Regions from separate parts of the Homo sapiens genome. Here region 1 is linked to region 2. Evidence: read pairs that join two places in POLR2A ChIA-PET (ENCODE). Cell type or tissue: Panc1. All regions are shown on one strand.

What was found. Peaks named below come from ENCODE experiments on the same cell type or tissue, not always from the same donor. Only the 100,000 strongest peaks of a DNase experiment are listed, where the experiment ranks them.
Region 1: POLR2A ChIA-PET joins it to region 2 with 11 read pairs; 2 of 35 experiments call an interaction of 5 or more read pairs at or near these places.

Annotation. Positions count from the first base shown.
Region 1 is chr15:69,590,708-69,598,707 of GRCh38, reverse strand. It overlaps PCAT29 (prostate cancer associated transcript 29), which reads right to left and starts at 6,508. Exons shown (of 4, transcript NR_126438.1): 1 at 6,395-6,508. In Panc1, no CTCF peak of the experiment used is centred here; DNase peaks (open chromatin) are centred at 3,875, 4,137 and 6,599; H3K4me3 peaks cover 1,607 bases; H3K27ac peaks cover 6,038 bases; H3K27me3 peaks cover 247 bases.
Region 2 is chr15:70,239,080-70,247,079 of GRCh38, reverse strand. No RefSeq gene overlaps it. Among named protein-coding and RNA genes, the nearest start is that of TLE3, 150 kb to the right of the region's middle. RefSeq lists an enhancer at 1,081-1,130. In Panc1, no CTCF peak of the experiment used is centred here; a DNase peak (open chromatin) is centred at 933.

The DNA of each region.
Region 1 (8,000 bases), 650 kb after region 2:
CAAAGTCCTTTGCATCCAGGTGCTAGGCTAAATAATGGCCTTCCAAATATATCCACGTCCTAACCCCTAGGACCTGTGAATGTTAACTCACATGGCAAAGAGAAATTTGCCAATGTGATTAAGAACCTTGAGATGAGATTTTCCAGCTGGGCCCTGAATATCCACAACAGTCCTTATAAGAGGGATGCAGGAAGGTCAGAGTCAGATAGACGGTGATGTGATGATGGTAGCTGAGACTGGAATAATGCGGATTGAGGATGACAGAAAGGGGCCATGAGCCAAGACATGCAGGTGGCTTCTAGAAGCTGGAAAAGGCAATCTGGGAATAACGTCTACCCTAGAGCCTCCCAAAGGAACCAGCCAGACTGACACATTGGCTTTAGCCCAGTAGATTGATTTTGAACTTCTGGCCTCCAGAATTGTAAGAAAATTAAGTTGTGTTGCTTTAAGTTTAAAATTTGTTGCAGCAGCAAAAAGGAAACTGATACAATCCATCCACTTTCTCCCTTCTCATTAGCCCTACCTGGCTTCTATCCCCATCCACTACAACCTCCTCATAAGGGGGTCCTGATTCCAGCCTTGCCTCCTCTGGTGCATCCCCCATAGGTCCACCAAAGTGGTCTTTCTCCTGCTTCACACCTTTGATGGCTCCTGATCATGGAGGAAAAGTCCAGACCTATCCTCAGCTCAGATTTCAGGACTTGCTCCCTGCCCACCCCTCTCTCTTCATCTCCCTCCACTTTACACCTTCAGACTGCTGGATTTCTGAACTCACCTCATGGATTAACTGTCCATGTTCTCGCCTATGTTAACATAGCGAGAACTGGACAGGCCCATGTGGCGACTGCAGCATGAGGTGGCATTTGGGGGGAATCTCAGAGGCAATTGAGAAGACTTTCCTGGTGGTCCTGCTTGAGCTGCTGGAGAGACAGATAGGGTGTGTTTGTGCTATGTGGGGGCCTCCCCTGCAGACACGGTCTGGAGAGCACCCAGGACACTGGGATCACACACTCTATATTTTTTCTTGGTGGGCCACCTGCATCCCAGCCACCTGCTGGCTTATTTATAAAGCAGATTCCTGGGCTCCACCCCAGACCAACTGCATCAGAAGCTTCGAGTAGTGAACATAAGCAACCTGCACTTTAAACAAACCCCAAAGGGGGCTTCATAACTAGACCCACATTTCTGAAGCACTGCCTTCTCCTGACTTACTGGCACCTCGGAGGAAAGTATCATCAGGCCCATTATCCAGATGAGAAAACCAAAGTTCAGAGAGGTTAGGTCACTGGCCTGATGCCTTACAGCTACTAAGTTGCTGAGTCGGCATTTAAAGCCAGGTCTTTTGAGTCCACTGCAGGTGTTCTTTCTATCACTCTCCTTCTCTCAAAGAGAGAAGAGATCACTGGGGGGCTTCAGAAGCAAGGTCCCAAGGGACCACCTGGCAGCGCCTCAACCTGGGCTGGCCTGGGAAGCTGAGCAGGATCTAGAGGGGAAGGCAAAGGAATCAAGGGCTTCCATTTCCCAAGTGTCTATGGCATTGAGCATGGCACTGTCACCACACACACATGCAGTCTCATTTTATCCTTGCTTCAGCCCTAGAGGCTGAATGTTACTGTTCCCATGTTGCGGGTGGGACAAGTGACACTCAGAAGGGTGACATCCACTCTTGTGAATGTGTCCAGTAAGTGAAAGAACAGGGGTGGGAACTCAGTTACCCCTGGCTTGAAAGTCACGCTGTTTTCTACTATAGCTTCAACTTTTCTTTTTTTAAGAGCAGAAGCCACTCTTCAAATGAAGTCTGACACAAGATCCCAGGATGCCAGAGAGGTGAGACCGAAGCCAGCTGATGGACCTCTCCATCCCCATTGCTAACACCGAGGCTTCTTTCTCCACAACCACAGCCCACATCACCCATCTTCCAAGCAGAAAGGAAAATACACCTGCAGGGAGCTGGGAAGCGGGCCACCAGGATAAGGCAACAGCAGGGGGGCTCCAGCTGGGGTGGGCCAGACCCCGAGGCCCTCCCCGACACTCCAAATGCAGAATCAGCTTTGGAGGGAGGGATCCCTGTTTCCCCAGGTGGCCCCACAATCAGGATGACTGCTTCAGGAATGCTTCCATCTTTGGGGCTTGAGTCTAATCATGCCAACCTGCCCCCTGCCAAGTCTCTAAAGAAATCAGGCAATGGTTCTGACAAGTTTTGAAAGGCTTCCATTGCTCTGTGAAACATTCTTGTGCAAGTACCTTTAGGAAGGAGTCGCATGCGGTAGGTTTCTCAAATGTCTTCTCCTCCTCTGTCAAAGGAAGGAGGGAAGGAGAGAGGCCAAATAGAGTGGTGCATAAGGTGTGTGCTAACTTTGAAAAAAAGGAAAAAAAAATCACAGCTGTCCACCTTCCTGCAGCTGCTTCACGCCTAGGCTGCCCGGTTCTCTTCTGCCTGCCTGCTCTTTCCTTCTCAACGTCTGGAGATCCAGGAGTTTTCCTTCCTCCCAAGATGCCACTTTCTGAAGCCAAGGCCAATGGTATGGCAATCATGACCCCCACATCATCACAGCTGCCTAAGTACGGGCTCCCCTTCTGCTCCAAGTACGGGCTTCCCTTCACTCCCACCACAACCAAAAGGATCAACATTCAAAAAGGAGCAGTGTCTAATGCTCATTTATGGTCAGTGTCATTCTTTTCATTCCTAATCCACCCCAACCTGGGAGCCGTGGCAGCCCGGCCTGGAGGAGAAGTCTCCAGGCATCAAGATGTGTTCGGAGCCCCTCAGCACAGCCTCTCTGGGCGTCTTTCTGCTCCAGCTATGGCCCAGCAATGAGGACTGGTGACTATGGCACAGACAGCCCCTGAGGCAGCCCTGGCCTTCACCAGGCTATAAGCGCTCTCTCTATCGCCCTCCCAGTAGCGGACCAAAGGTGAACCTGGATGTGACCCTGCAGAGCCTGAAGGAGAACTGAGCTGGTGCAGCCTGTCCCCAGGGAGGCCCTCTGGCCAGCGTGCCTGGCTCCCCTCCCTGCCCCATGCCCTCCCACAGGCCCAGCCTTGGCCACTTGCAGCATTCAAGAATGCACGAGCCAATCCCTTGTGGCAAAGGGGAGGAAGTAGAGCCAGGGACAGATTGTTATAAATAGGCATGTCTGACTGAGAAGGTCACCGGCCAGGGCAAAACATGCCAGAAATTCTACAAGAGAGAGACAGACATAAATTATCTGAGCATCTCACCACCTCTCTCTTTCTCGGGGTGGAGAACAGGAGTGAGTTCCAAGACAGGGCAAGGGTAAGCAGGTGGCCACGGACATCCAGCCAGCAGCTGAAAAGGCTCTTCTATCGAAGAGGCACTTGTACATTGCATCTAGTTCTTAAAAAGGCTGGCTTTTCTTGGCACTCACAAGAGACTGGGGAGAGCCCCAGCTGGAAAGCAGGAGGGTCAAAGAGGCATAGTGAGCCCCTCCCAGCCCTTCTCTCTTTTCTAGCCCGTCTGCTCCTCAGCCTTGTCCTGCACCTAGCCTAGTGTGTCTCAGCAGGGGGAGGTTTTGCCCTCTGTCCTTTCCCAGGGGACATGTGGCAATGTCAAGAGACATTTTGGTTTCTCTGGACAATCAGGAGCGGGTGCTACTGGCATCTAGAGGGCAGAGGCCAGGGCTGCTGCTAAACATCCTACAACGCAGAGGATATTCCCCCACAACAAAGAACCATCCGGCCCCAATTGTTAACAATGCCAAGGTGAGAAACCCTGGCCTATCCCCTCTCAGGAACCCACTCCACCTCCAGACACCCTCCTCCTTCCCATTCATTTCCAAGGGCCCTGTCGAGGCAGCCGGAGCACACAAGTACTCATAGCTACGCAAATAGCAACTCCTTATTTGCTGTGTTTGCTCAGCCAATATTGACTTTGCAGCCTAACACTGGTGCTATTGAGCCGGGGTTATTCTCAATATTGTTTGAGCAGCATTAGAACAGCCTGTGATAACCGGCAGCAGAACAGGAAGCTGCGCCTCCCTCCTCAGTCTCCCCTGCCCCCCGCCGCACCCCCTCCGTGGGACGCTCCTGTAAAGACAGAGGAACCTGTGTGCTCATGGAGTCAAGCGGACCTAATGCCCGCTCCTCCGCTGAGCAAACACACCGAGGTTAGAGAGGGAGCGTGCTCTCTGGCTAAGTCAACACTCCAGGGAAGTTGGAGCAATTGAAAAAGGTTACTTGGGGAGGCTGTCCTTTGGGGTGGGGCCAGTGAAAAATGATGGTGAGGCAGTTCCAGGCTATCAGCCAAACCCTGCGGTTGGGCTCTGCAGGGAAAGGCTTGCAGGGACTGGAGCTCAGGGGCTCCAGGTGCCCAAGCAGACAGATGGTGACTCCATCCATCAGTCAAATACCCAGTAGGTGGGGGTCTAGTAGGGGCCAGTCGCTTACTGATTGGGACCAGAAGCTTAGAGTAGGAGGACCCTGTGGATAAGCTAATGCAGCCACCACGTGTTCATGAGGAAGACCGAGAAAACTAGCCTCTGCCTTGGAGCTTGTCTCACCAGCGCTGGCTGTGAGTTCACAACTGAGCACAACCCGCTCTGCAGGAAAGCACTCTCCCCGCCCACTGGGCTGAGGTCCCTTTAACAGATGCCAACATTGACTCTGCCACCATGAGAGTGGGCCCTAAAGCGTAGCCCAGGAGAGGGACTGCAGTGACCTCCATTCACATCCGGTGTGAGGATGGGTGGCAGGGTCTGAGTGTCTTCTCGGAGGGACAGAAGGAACGGGGAGAGAAACGAGTGGCCAGGCCTACACAAGCCCCTTGGGCAAGCAATAGAAGAGGAAGTCGCATCTCTTGCATCCCAGAGCTCACAGTCCAGAGGGAGAACCTGGAGGCACAGAAATGAAACCGTGCAACCAGCGTGGAATCAAGGCTCCCGTGTGAGTCTAAGGGGAGTCATGAGCACAGTCGTGTGCAACCTGCCCAACCACACCCCGCAGTTCTGCAGTGAGACCAGACAAGCCATGGAATATTCTGAGACGAGAAATCCACATGGAGTAATTGGGGTGGCTTTTCCTTGCCCACAAGTACAGCAAATGTAGGCTTAGCAGTACATTTGGATCTGGGCCCATGCCGTGTCTCCAGGTCAATATGAAACAAGTTGCCAGGATCATCAAGGGGGCATTCTAAAAATTAGCTCTAGCCAGCCCTAGTGGCCTGGGAGTACCAAAATGGTCATTTGCTAAAATTGGCCATTAACATTTTCTACTAACTGCTCTCTCCAAAGACTTGGAAAACGAGGGGGAAACTCCTTGGAAATCAAGTGTTATGTAGACCCTTATGGCAGCCTGGACTCCAACCTTCAGAAGCTATTCATTTTTAAAAATACATGGTGGGCATTTTCTACATGTGGTTGAGTATTTTATCCAACAGCCAAGTCATTCCAGTTTTCCCCACAGCAGACATGTTAGCCAATGTGCTGCCTGCTCAGTCAGTGCCTCCTTTTCTGACCACCCACAGGAACTGTCCCTGCCACCATGTTTATCCACATTCACGTACCTCTCCCTGGCTGCAGCTGTTGGAACAGCAATGGACTCCTGACTGAGGGGAGGCACCCCATTGGCTAGCCATTGACCAATCAGATTCTGTCTCCTGGGTCTCTGGACTTAGATTCTTGGTATTGGGCCCATAACCTGAGAGATCATGTCCAAGTTTAAGTGAACAAGTTAAAACCTAGAAAAGGCAGAACAGCCGGGTGTGGTGGCTCATGCCTGCAGTCCCAGCACTTTGGGAGGCCCAAACGGGTGGATCACCTGAGGTCGGGAGTTCGAGACCAGCCTTACCAGCATGGAGAAACTCCGTCTCTACCAAAAATACAAAATTAGCCGGGCATGGTAGTGCATGCCTGTAATCCCAGCTACTCCGGAGGCTGAGGCAGGAGAATCGCTTGGAACCCACGAGACAGAGGTTGCGCTGAGCCAAGATTGTGCCATTGCACTCCAGCCTGGGCAACAAGAGCAAAACTCTGTCAAAAAAAAAAAAAAAAAAAAAAAAAAAGAAAGAAAGAGAGAGAGAAGGAAGGAAAGAAAGAAGGAGAAAAAGAAAAGGCAAAACAGAGAAAGCCAGTCTGCAGAGAAAAGAATGAAACAAAGCTACTGAGATAAGCTGAGATGAAAAAAAAAAAAAAAAAAACACCCAGAGAAACACAGGCAAGAAGCTAGGAAAGTCTCTGAGCCTCTCACGGGTCTGGTTGTCATCCCTGCCCTTGAAGTCGGTGAGATTCCTCATAGCCTTCCAACGAAATCATTGTTATTACTGAGAGTTAAATTTATAATACTTCTATTTCTTGCAACCAAACAATTATTGACCAAGACCCCTATTAAGACATCACCTATGTGCTGCACTGTACTTGTTCAATACTGAGGATCTCACCTCTTCTTCTTCTTCTTGCCCACCTTTAGGTCTAACTGGACCTCCTTTCTCTCCTGGTATTCCTCTGTCTTCATTTCTTTAGTGCTTCCTTTCAGGGTCTCAGGTAATAATAACCAGCAGTGTGCCCCAGTGATTAGCAGATGAGTGAGCTGTGTAACCTAGACACCATGTTCCACTTAATGGTTTGTTTGCTCAGCCTACTTCAAAGGAGGCTGTTAGCCTATAAGTCAATAATTAGTCATTCAACAAATACCCATCAAGCTATGGCCCAACCCCAGCAAAGATATGTTGAAAAAAAAAAAAAACTTTTGAAGAGCAAATATAAGCCTTTATATATGGTTGACTTAGCCGTTTCTATTTTCCTTTCACAACAGAGAGGCAATGTTGATGTGCTACCAGTCCTAATGCAGCTAGAAGTTATCTGTTACACCAATGACCCCATCAAAAAGAGAACTGTTAACACAGGCCCAGTTTTTACTTTGCTTGTAGTGGTGGGGTATTAGCTAATTGTTGCCCATTAAGAGAAACAAATAATCCCCAGTGAGTCCCAAAAAGAAGTGGAAGTGGAGCTGAATCACCTGTAAGATCAGGGCTTCTCTTAGCTGCTCACAGCTGCCTGACCCAGTCACAGAAGAAGATGTAGAGGGGATTCATTCCATCTTACTTTTATTGGGTTTTCTTTTACTATGTGAAATGAATCTCAAGAAAACATCTCTCATCCCCCCAAACTCTATCATTGTTCTACTCCTCAATTTTAGTATTACTACTGTAATGATAAGATTATAGCTACTACATAATAAGATTAAACATTTAAAACCATCTAACAAATCACCCATAAGCTTACCCCCATCATTCAATCAACAGTCTTCTCTCTTGTCTCTTTTTTTTTTTCTTTTGGCACATTACCTCCCAAAGGTAGAATTTTCACAGACATGACCCTAGCATGCATGTCAGGTTGCAATTTGCTGTTTGATCCTGCCTGCCATTTTTTCATGTGTAAGCAATATTTTCTAGGCTCATGTTTCCCACTTATGACCTTCAACCCCTTCTAAAGCTCTACCCAATTATGACTCAAGGAATTCCCATTTTTCCCTCCTCTATTCTCCAGCTCTCCTTTGGAGTGCCACTTGCAGAGCTGCCTGGGAGGTGCCTCACTGCTGTCCTACAGGGCCCACTGACAAACCAGGCAGTCGCGTTTCCCCAGGCATGGCCACCCCTGCAGCCACCCCTGTGGCACGCTGCCACTTCTGTGTGAGTGTTCCGCCCATGCCCATCACCCATCACACACTCCGCTGGGTACCACACACTGCCTCCCCAGGTACTGATGTTTCCTCAGAGTGCTCTTGGCCTTTGCAGGGACCACAGCTCTCATTTACCTCCTTGAACACCCAGCACCTAACACAGAACATAATACATAGCAGATGCTAAAAAATATTGGATGAAAAAATGAGTGAATAAATAAACTAATGCTTTGTGGATGGACAAAGGAGCCATAAGGTCCCCTGGCCTCCTCTTTCTGCACATGCTTCTCCTTCTCCCACAGCGCTCTGCCACCCTTGCCAACGTATATGCTTTGAGGACTCATTCCCTAAACATCCACCTCAGG
Region 2 (8,000 bases):
GATTGGCTCTGAGTCAAAATAAAGAGGAAGGACGTGGGTGAGGACGTGAATTTTATGATCCCTGAGCAATGTCACCCTGGTGCCCAGGAACTAACCCCCTCACCTGCTTCCCCAGTAGGTCTGACTGCTCCAGGCCCCTGCTGCAACTACTTGGGCAAAAGCTTGGCCCTCTGGAAGCTTGCATTCCCTAGGAAGCGGGCACATTAGAGGTTCAGGAGGAGGGAGCTCAGAGCAGTCAACCACATGAAGTTACCTTTCATCCAGGGCCTTTGTGGCCAGCAAGTCAAAAACAAAATATTATTGTTCCCACTTTGCAGATGAGAAAACTGAGGCCCAGAGTAGCGATGTGACTCACCTAAGGTCATGCGGCTGAGGAGCTGGCTCGGGAGTACACATCTGCCCAGGCACCTGCACCACACCTAACAGGCAGAACGCAATGGGCTCAGTTGCCTCATCTGCAAAATAGACTCTCAGCATCCATCCTGCACCTGGCAAAGGAGGCGGAGAAGGGCAAGGATTCCACCCCCAAGCCGGCCACGCCGCCCGCCGTCCTGCTCCAACACCCACAGAAAGACAGGAAATGGCTCGCCCAGGATTCTCACTTGGCCTTCCCTTCTAGCATCCACTTTAAGATTGGCAGGGGCTGCTCTGAGCAAAGCCACCGCAGCTGTGACCCCTTGAGGTCAGTGTTCGTGGCAGGGGCTGCAGGGTTGTGATGGGCCAGACATTGAGGATAGCACTTGAGAGGGCTGGGGACCCTCTGCTTTGGCATTCTAAAGGTCTGAGTCCCTCCTAGGACAGGCCAGAGACAGCATCTAAAGATACCCAGAGATAGGGACGCAGCAGGCCCAGTGGGCTGCTAGAATCCCAGCAGCCAGGAGAGTGATGTGTCCCAGCAGAGGAGGCCACTGGAACAGAGCAAAAACCACAGGAACCGAAACTTCCCGGGTGCCCATGAGTCACCACCCTGTGAGGGCTGGGCCCTGGGGCTGGGTGGGAACTTTCCCAGGCCTTGACCCTCAGCTCAAGGGCATGTCCCTTGACCCCATGACAACACAAAGAGAGGGCTGCAGCCTGGGGTTCACACCCTGGTATGTCTCTGTCTTACTCTCAGTATCTCTGCCAAGAGATCATTTGATTCATTAATTAGTGTAAGTATGTATATCTTTAGAATAGGAAATACAGGCATATTGCAAAAAAAAAAAAAAAGTGAAAATCAAGCCTCCTCCCCTCCCCTGTTCTTCACTATCAAGTTCCTCTGCCCCCAAGTCTCCTCCTTGGAGGCCTCCACTCCTACCAGTTTCTTTAAAGCCATATATGTTTGTATATGCATTTAGAAACCCAAATGCAAACATGTGTGTGTTCATTCTTTTCCTCTTTTTACACAAATGGTAGCATGTCAATATACCTTGGAACCCTCTCCTTATAGAAACATACAGGGTCCATTCTCCTTTCTTCAGTGGTTTAAATCAATACTAATATGTATTTCGTATAATTCTGTGGGTTGAAGAGGCACAGTTGGGAGGTCCTCCATTCCATGTGACGTAGCTAATGTCATCTGTATGTTGGTTCTGCTTAACAGTTGTGTAGAGTCCCATTGTACGGACATCATTGTTTATTTAATCAGTCCCCTATTGATTAACATTTGGAGATTGACAATCTTTTGCTTTGATAAATAATGCCACAGTGAATGAGGAGCACACACGTCCCCTGTGTATCCGCATGATGAAATCCTAGGGTTGGCTGTGCCGGTCAGAGGGAAGAGCAGGTGTGGTTTGGCAGGGGCTCCCAGTGGCTCTCCCAGACACGCTGATTCCTCTTCCTGCCAGCCCCACACTCTGGCACCTGTCCTTGCACCCTCAGCAGCAGAGTGTGCCATACTTTTGATCTTTTTGATATAATGGTTCAAAAAGGGTCTTTTTTTTTTTTTTTTGAGACAGGGTTTCTCTCCCATTGCCCCGGCTGGAGTGCAATGGCACGACCTCAGCTCACTGCAATCTTTGCCTCCCAGGCTCACATGATTCTCCTGCCTCAGTGTCTGGAGTAGCTGGGACTACAGGCACATGCCACTGCACGCAGCTAATTTTTGTATTTTTAATAGAGATCTGCCTGCCTTGGCCTCCCAAAGTGCTGGGGTTACAGGCGTGAGCCACCACACTCGGCCTAAAAGAGGGTCTTTTATTGAAGTTTTAATTTGCATTTCTTTTATGAGTAAGGCTGAGTAACTTTTCATCTATTTAAGAGCCACTTATATATTCTTTTGAAACGGTCTTCCTATATTTTGCCCATTTTTTAAATTGAGTTATTGGTTTGTTCTTGTTGCTGGGTAGGAGATCTTTATACAATAAAGAAATTAATCCCTTCTTTGCAATACGAATTGCGATTTTATTTCTCAGCTAATTTCTCTCATTCTCTGCAGGAGTGGCCCAGAGTGACCAACCCAAAGGGGGTGGAATCTCTAGGCTGTAACAGTGGAGGACTGGGTCTATTCTGAGCTGGAGAGTATGGCTGGGACGGTATAGAAGAGAAATGGCTTCCAACAGCTCCTGCCCTGGCAGGTGGCTTGGGGGAGCCCACTCTGGCCTGGCCAGATCTCCAGGGCCCCAGGCCCAGGCATCATCCTATGAGAGGGAGGCCAACACCTAGAAGGTCCAAGCAGTCTGAGGGGTTCAGGGGCCCAAGGTCACCAGAAAGAAAGAGAACCCAGGGTTCCTGGGTCCCAGTGTGCTGTTCTGCACCTGGGCCAAGGCCCTGGAAAGCTCCAGAAGGCAGCATGCCTGTTAATAACATCTCACATTTACAGAGCCCTCCCATATGTCCAGCCCTGCACAGGTACTTGACTGTCACCACCCCCACACACAAACCCATTTTGTTCTCCCCAGCAACTCCATGGGGGTGAGAGCCAATGTTATTGCTCTACGACAGAGGAGGAAACGGAGGTCTGTCTACATGACACACCCTGGAGAAGTGGGGCTGGCCCACCAGAAAGCAGCAGCTCTTACTCAGCGGAGAAGTCCAGCCAAAGTCCTGGGGTGGGGGCCTCATTAGGGCGCTGCTTGGGGAGCAGAACCTCTTGCAGACTGAGCAGAGAATTTCTACCTGCCCTCCCCTCAGAGGGGCCTGAGCCTTCCTTACCAGGCTGGTCACTGATGCGTCCTTGAATAAACTGTCTAAAAGAGCACCCAGCAAGGGCCTGGCCCCGCCACTGCCCTCTTGCTTTGTCAAATAAACCCGAGAAATGTTTTCAGGCCCAGGAATCCTGGAGAGGGAGGCACAGCCCTGCAGAAAGGGACAGAGCTGCTCTGGCTTGGAGCCAGAAGTGCTGCTATCAACTTGCAGAGGCTCCTTGGACAACTGTCACCTTGCTGGCTTCAAATGCAAGGAAGGAACTGGGTCAGATAGTGTCTGTGTCCTTTGTCACTCAGAGCAGTACCACTCTGGGGTGTGATACCCCTTCCCAGGCCTCCCTCCCAGAGTGTCTAATGCTCCTTCATCCTGCTTCTCACCCACCAGCACCCACCAGTTGCGGTTACTCCCGTGAGGTCCAGGAGAGCAGCTGCCACGTGGGTCCTGTTTAGCTCTGTCGCCCAGTCACCTGGCAGACATGCAGAAGTGTTTGTTGAATGAATGAATGAGCAAAACTCCATTGCTTTGCCAGAGGACACCACTAAAGAGCCAATGAAGAGTGTGATCAGGTTTCTTGAAGCCCTTCCCTGGAGCAAAACCCCTGCTGCTCCAGAGACATTGGTGAATTCCTCCCTAAGGAGGAGCCCCAGACAGAAGGCCAGGCTTCAGGAGCTCTGGGCTGGCAGGGGCAGGGTGGGGTGAGAGACAGTCTTCCAAGCTGAATCACCCACCAGCCTCGGGGACCCGGGGATGAATGGTGGCAGAGCAGGTAGGAGTGAAAAGGGCCTTTGGTGCTTTCCAGCTTTCTGGAGAAGCACAGGTGGGATGTGAACAGTGGGCTGCTTTGTTGAGAACTAGGCAAGCAGCAGGCTAGGCGGAGTCATCTCTTGCGTGTCTGTGCCACATGGCCCACCTTCCCACTTCCTTGCTTCACAGCCCAGCAAAGAGGTGGTTCTCTGCAGAATGCCGGCCCTAACCCATTTCCTTCCTGGATGCGGGGAAGCCCCTTTTCCCCTGGACCTGGACTGCCACAAAGGCCCTGCCATCAGCAGCCCAGCTGGCTCCCTCAAGACACTGAATCGTTTTACTCCCTGAAGCCTTGAGGTCTCCCTGTCTCCCACCCTGCCCAACACAAAGACTCTCATAAGTTTCTTGGATTAATTTGAATTGACTGATTTGAATTGAATTGACTTGAATCTTATTGAAGTGAGTTGAATTAAATGCCAGATTACAGGCTTCATCGGAGCCCATAGAAATTTGGTTTTTCTAAATGCTGGTCCATAGATCAGAAAGGCAAATTTTCATCCCTTGTTTCCAAATCCTCCTCGGGGAGGTAGGCAGGGAAATGGGGGTACAGGAGAAGGGACAAGGGGAATAGGATTCAGTGATGGCTTCCTCTGAAAAACACCACTCTCCAGCACTCCCCACCTTTCCAATTCAAGCTTTAAAATGCCAAAAAACCTCATTCCCAGAAGCAAAAAGAAGTCAGTTGAAAGTTCTCTGTTCGGATTGCAGGTGGCGTGCATGAGTACTGATAATGTCAGGATGGCAGAGCTCTAGATCAGGTACGAACCGGGAGCTGGAGCAGAACATCCAGACGACACTGGCAAGAAGAGGCTTGTTAGCATCCTGGGAGTGGATGATAGTGTCCAGGCAGAGAGGCCACCATGACCTAAAGCCAGATATTTTCAGTGTCTACTTCCTTGAGCCTGGCAGGACCTGGCAGCGGTAAACCCTCCCTCCCAGCAACCTGCTCATCCTTGAGGTTTTCATTTCCTTCTCGGTCTCCTTTGCAGGCCAGGCCTCCCCTGGGTGGCAAATGCTGGCAAATGGGTGCCTCTTCCCTTGACTCTACTTTCTCTGGTTAATCCCATCCACTTCCTCCTTGGTGGGGGTAGGGGAGGCCCTGACCTCCACTGCAATGGCTTAGTCACCACCCAGACAAGATGGCTTAGAGGTGGCTCTCAGACCCTGCAGCCATCCTGAGACTCAGATCCAAAGAGCCACCTGCTTCCTTAACTTCCCCACCTGTGTGGCTACAGAGACCTTGAACATAAGTTTATGAAAGTGAGTCTGCTGGCTAACCCCCGCTCGGGCCTTCCCTGTCTCAGCCAATGGCCACAGCATTCATCCAAATGCCCAAGCTGGACACGGGACCAGGCCTTCAACTTATCCTTCTTCACCCTCCATAGCCAATCCACCCCCGAATCGCGGCAGTGTTGCCTCCTCAAGATCTCTCAGCTTCCTCCAATCCTCTCCATCTCTGCCCCTGAGTCTGTCCCCGGGCTGGACAAATGCAGTAGCCTCCCAGCTGCTCTTCCCAAACTCACCATGGCTCCTTCCAATCTGTTCTCCATAATGCTGCCCGAGCGATAGTGCCAAAATGCAAGTCAGCTCAAATCCATAGCCCGTGGCCTTCATAACCAACAGTAGTTTCCCATTATTTTGGGGTTAAAGGTGCAGCTCATTAATATGGAGGAAAAATCCCACTCCCCCCTCGCCACCTGTCCCTCTGAGCCTTTTGTGCCTGACATGCTTCCTTCTGTCCTGCCCAGGGCCTCTGCACATGCTCTCCCCTCGGCCGAGAACATTCTTCCCTCTCCCCCTTCCTGTAGTTAGCTCCTATTCATCCTTCAGGTCATACTTTGAATATCGACGAAGTCTGCCTTGACCTCACTGACCAGGCCAGTCCCCCATAGTCAAGGCCTTCACACACTGTATGCCGCTCATGCACGCCACTAGTCCTGGCTGGAACTGTCCATTTTGTCGGAAAGGCCATCTGATTCGCATCTGTCTCCTGCTCTAGACTGTAAGGCAGGGAAGGTATTCGCATCTATCTCCCCCTCTAGACTGTAAGGCAGGGAAGGTGTCTGCTTTGGTTCGCCATTTTATTTCCAAGAGCCAGCCCTGTGCCTTCCACAGCAGGAGCTCCATGAAGAATGAATGAATGATACATGAATGAATGAATGTGAGCAAGAAAAGAGGGCCTAAGTCTGAACACTTTCATCCCTGCTCCACCAGTTGAGGGCTGTACTGCAGCCAGGCAGGCCTCCTTACTACTCCCAAGACAGCTTCCTCCGTCCCATCTCCCGGCCTGTGCCCACTCCTGCCTCACCTCCATCCTATACATCACTCCCCTCTTTCCTGCATCTGGCTAAATTTCATTCCTTCCAAGGTTCAGCTCATGTTAGAGTCTAAGAAACAACCATCAAACAGTCACCAGCAGGATGGCTGGAAGAAGACACTATGTGTTGAAGCTTTTTTCTACCCCATATTGAAAATATTCTCAATTCCCCATGGCCGGGTGGTCCCTGGTAGACAGCACCTGAGCAATAAAAGCACATGTTTTGATTGTATTTCCAGAGACAGAAACTTCCCTGCTCACAGTGCGGGTAAGGTCCGGAGAATCTCCAGGTGGTGTCAGCCCTGCTGAGAACCACATCTCACTTCAGCAAAACACTCCCAAGAAATCAAGAGGAAAGCCCATCAAATGAACAGTGGGGTTAGTCCCCACCAAAGGCGGGGGTAGCTACAGTGTGATCTGACCTAAGCAAAGCCTTTAGTTTCTCCAGGAAGAACAGGGAGAAGTGGGGACGTCCCATCACCTAAATATTACCATGCTTCATTTACAAAAGGGACTTTCGGGGGACTGAGTTCATAAGGGGAAGTCAGGCTGGGACTGGCTTACAATTCAGACACCTCTGAGGCCTCTGAAAGCTTGGGCCCAGGTGTGACACCAAAGATGAGTTGGGACAGTCCCTGCGATGAGGACAGAAACAATATCAAGTCACACATCCTAGCCATCAGTTTATGAGCCCCCAGAGTCCCTGAGATGGTGCTGAGGAACACATATCATAGAATGGCAGGGGCAGAAGCCCGGGTGTGGTGGCTCACACCTGTAATCCCAGCACTTTGGGAGGCCGAAGCGGGTGGATCACCTGAGGTCAGGAGTTCAAGACCAGCCTGACCAATATGGTGAAACCCCATTCTACTAAAAATACAAAAATTAGTTGGGCACGGTGGCAGGCACCTGTAGTACCAGCTATTTGGGAGACTGAGACAGGAGAATTGCTTGAACCCAGGAGGCAGAGGTTGTAGTGAGTCAAGATCGTGCCACTGCACTCCAGCCTGGGCAACAGAGCAAGACTCTCTCTCAAAAAATTAAAAAAAGAAAAACAAGAATGATAGGGGCAGAAAGGGCCTTAGAGCTCATCCAGTCCATCCCCCCTTTGACAAATGGGGAAACTGAGTCCAGAGAGGGCAATAGACTTGCTCAAGGCAACTGAATAACTTATTAGGGTAATTAGAGCTAGAAACCATCTCTCCTGGATCTTTCTGCTGCCAGTGTGGATTGCTTGTGGAACCCATCACCCTGCCTGCCTGTCCTCTCTGTACATTGACTAGTAAGGCTACACATTCTCTTAGGAAGGCTGAGGGGTATCTGGTGGATAGATGGGACCGGCCTCGCTGAGCTGGAAACTGGTCAAATAAATGCAGGCAGGAGACAACCCCAAAACTAGCAGTTATTGAATATGTATCACGTGTCAGATACTGTGCTTTCTATGCAGCATCTCCTTTTGGTAGTTTAAAGATGGCTGCAATGTTTGACACACCTTCCATCAAAAGGTGAGGTGTCATTCTTAAATCAGGGCTGGCCTGAATGACTTGCTTAACCAGATAGTGGACCACTAGAATGCAGTGGAAGCGACATTCTGGGATTTCTGAGGCTAAGTCACAAGAAGCCTTGCAGCTTCTGCTTGGGGTTCTTGGAACACTTGGTCTCAGTGTGCTCCCTCTAGGATTTCAGGCTGGGAAGAGCTCCAGCCTCATGGGGAGGCCATGTGTAGCCACTCAGGTCATCAGCCCCAGCAGCC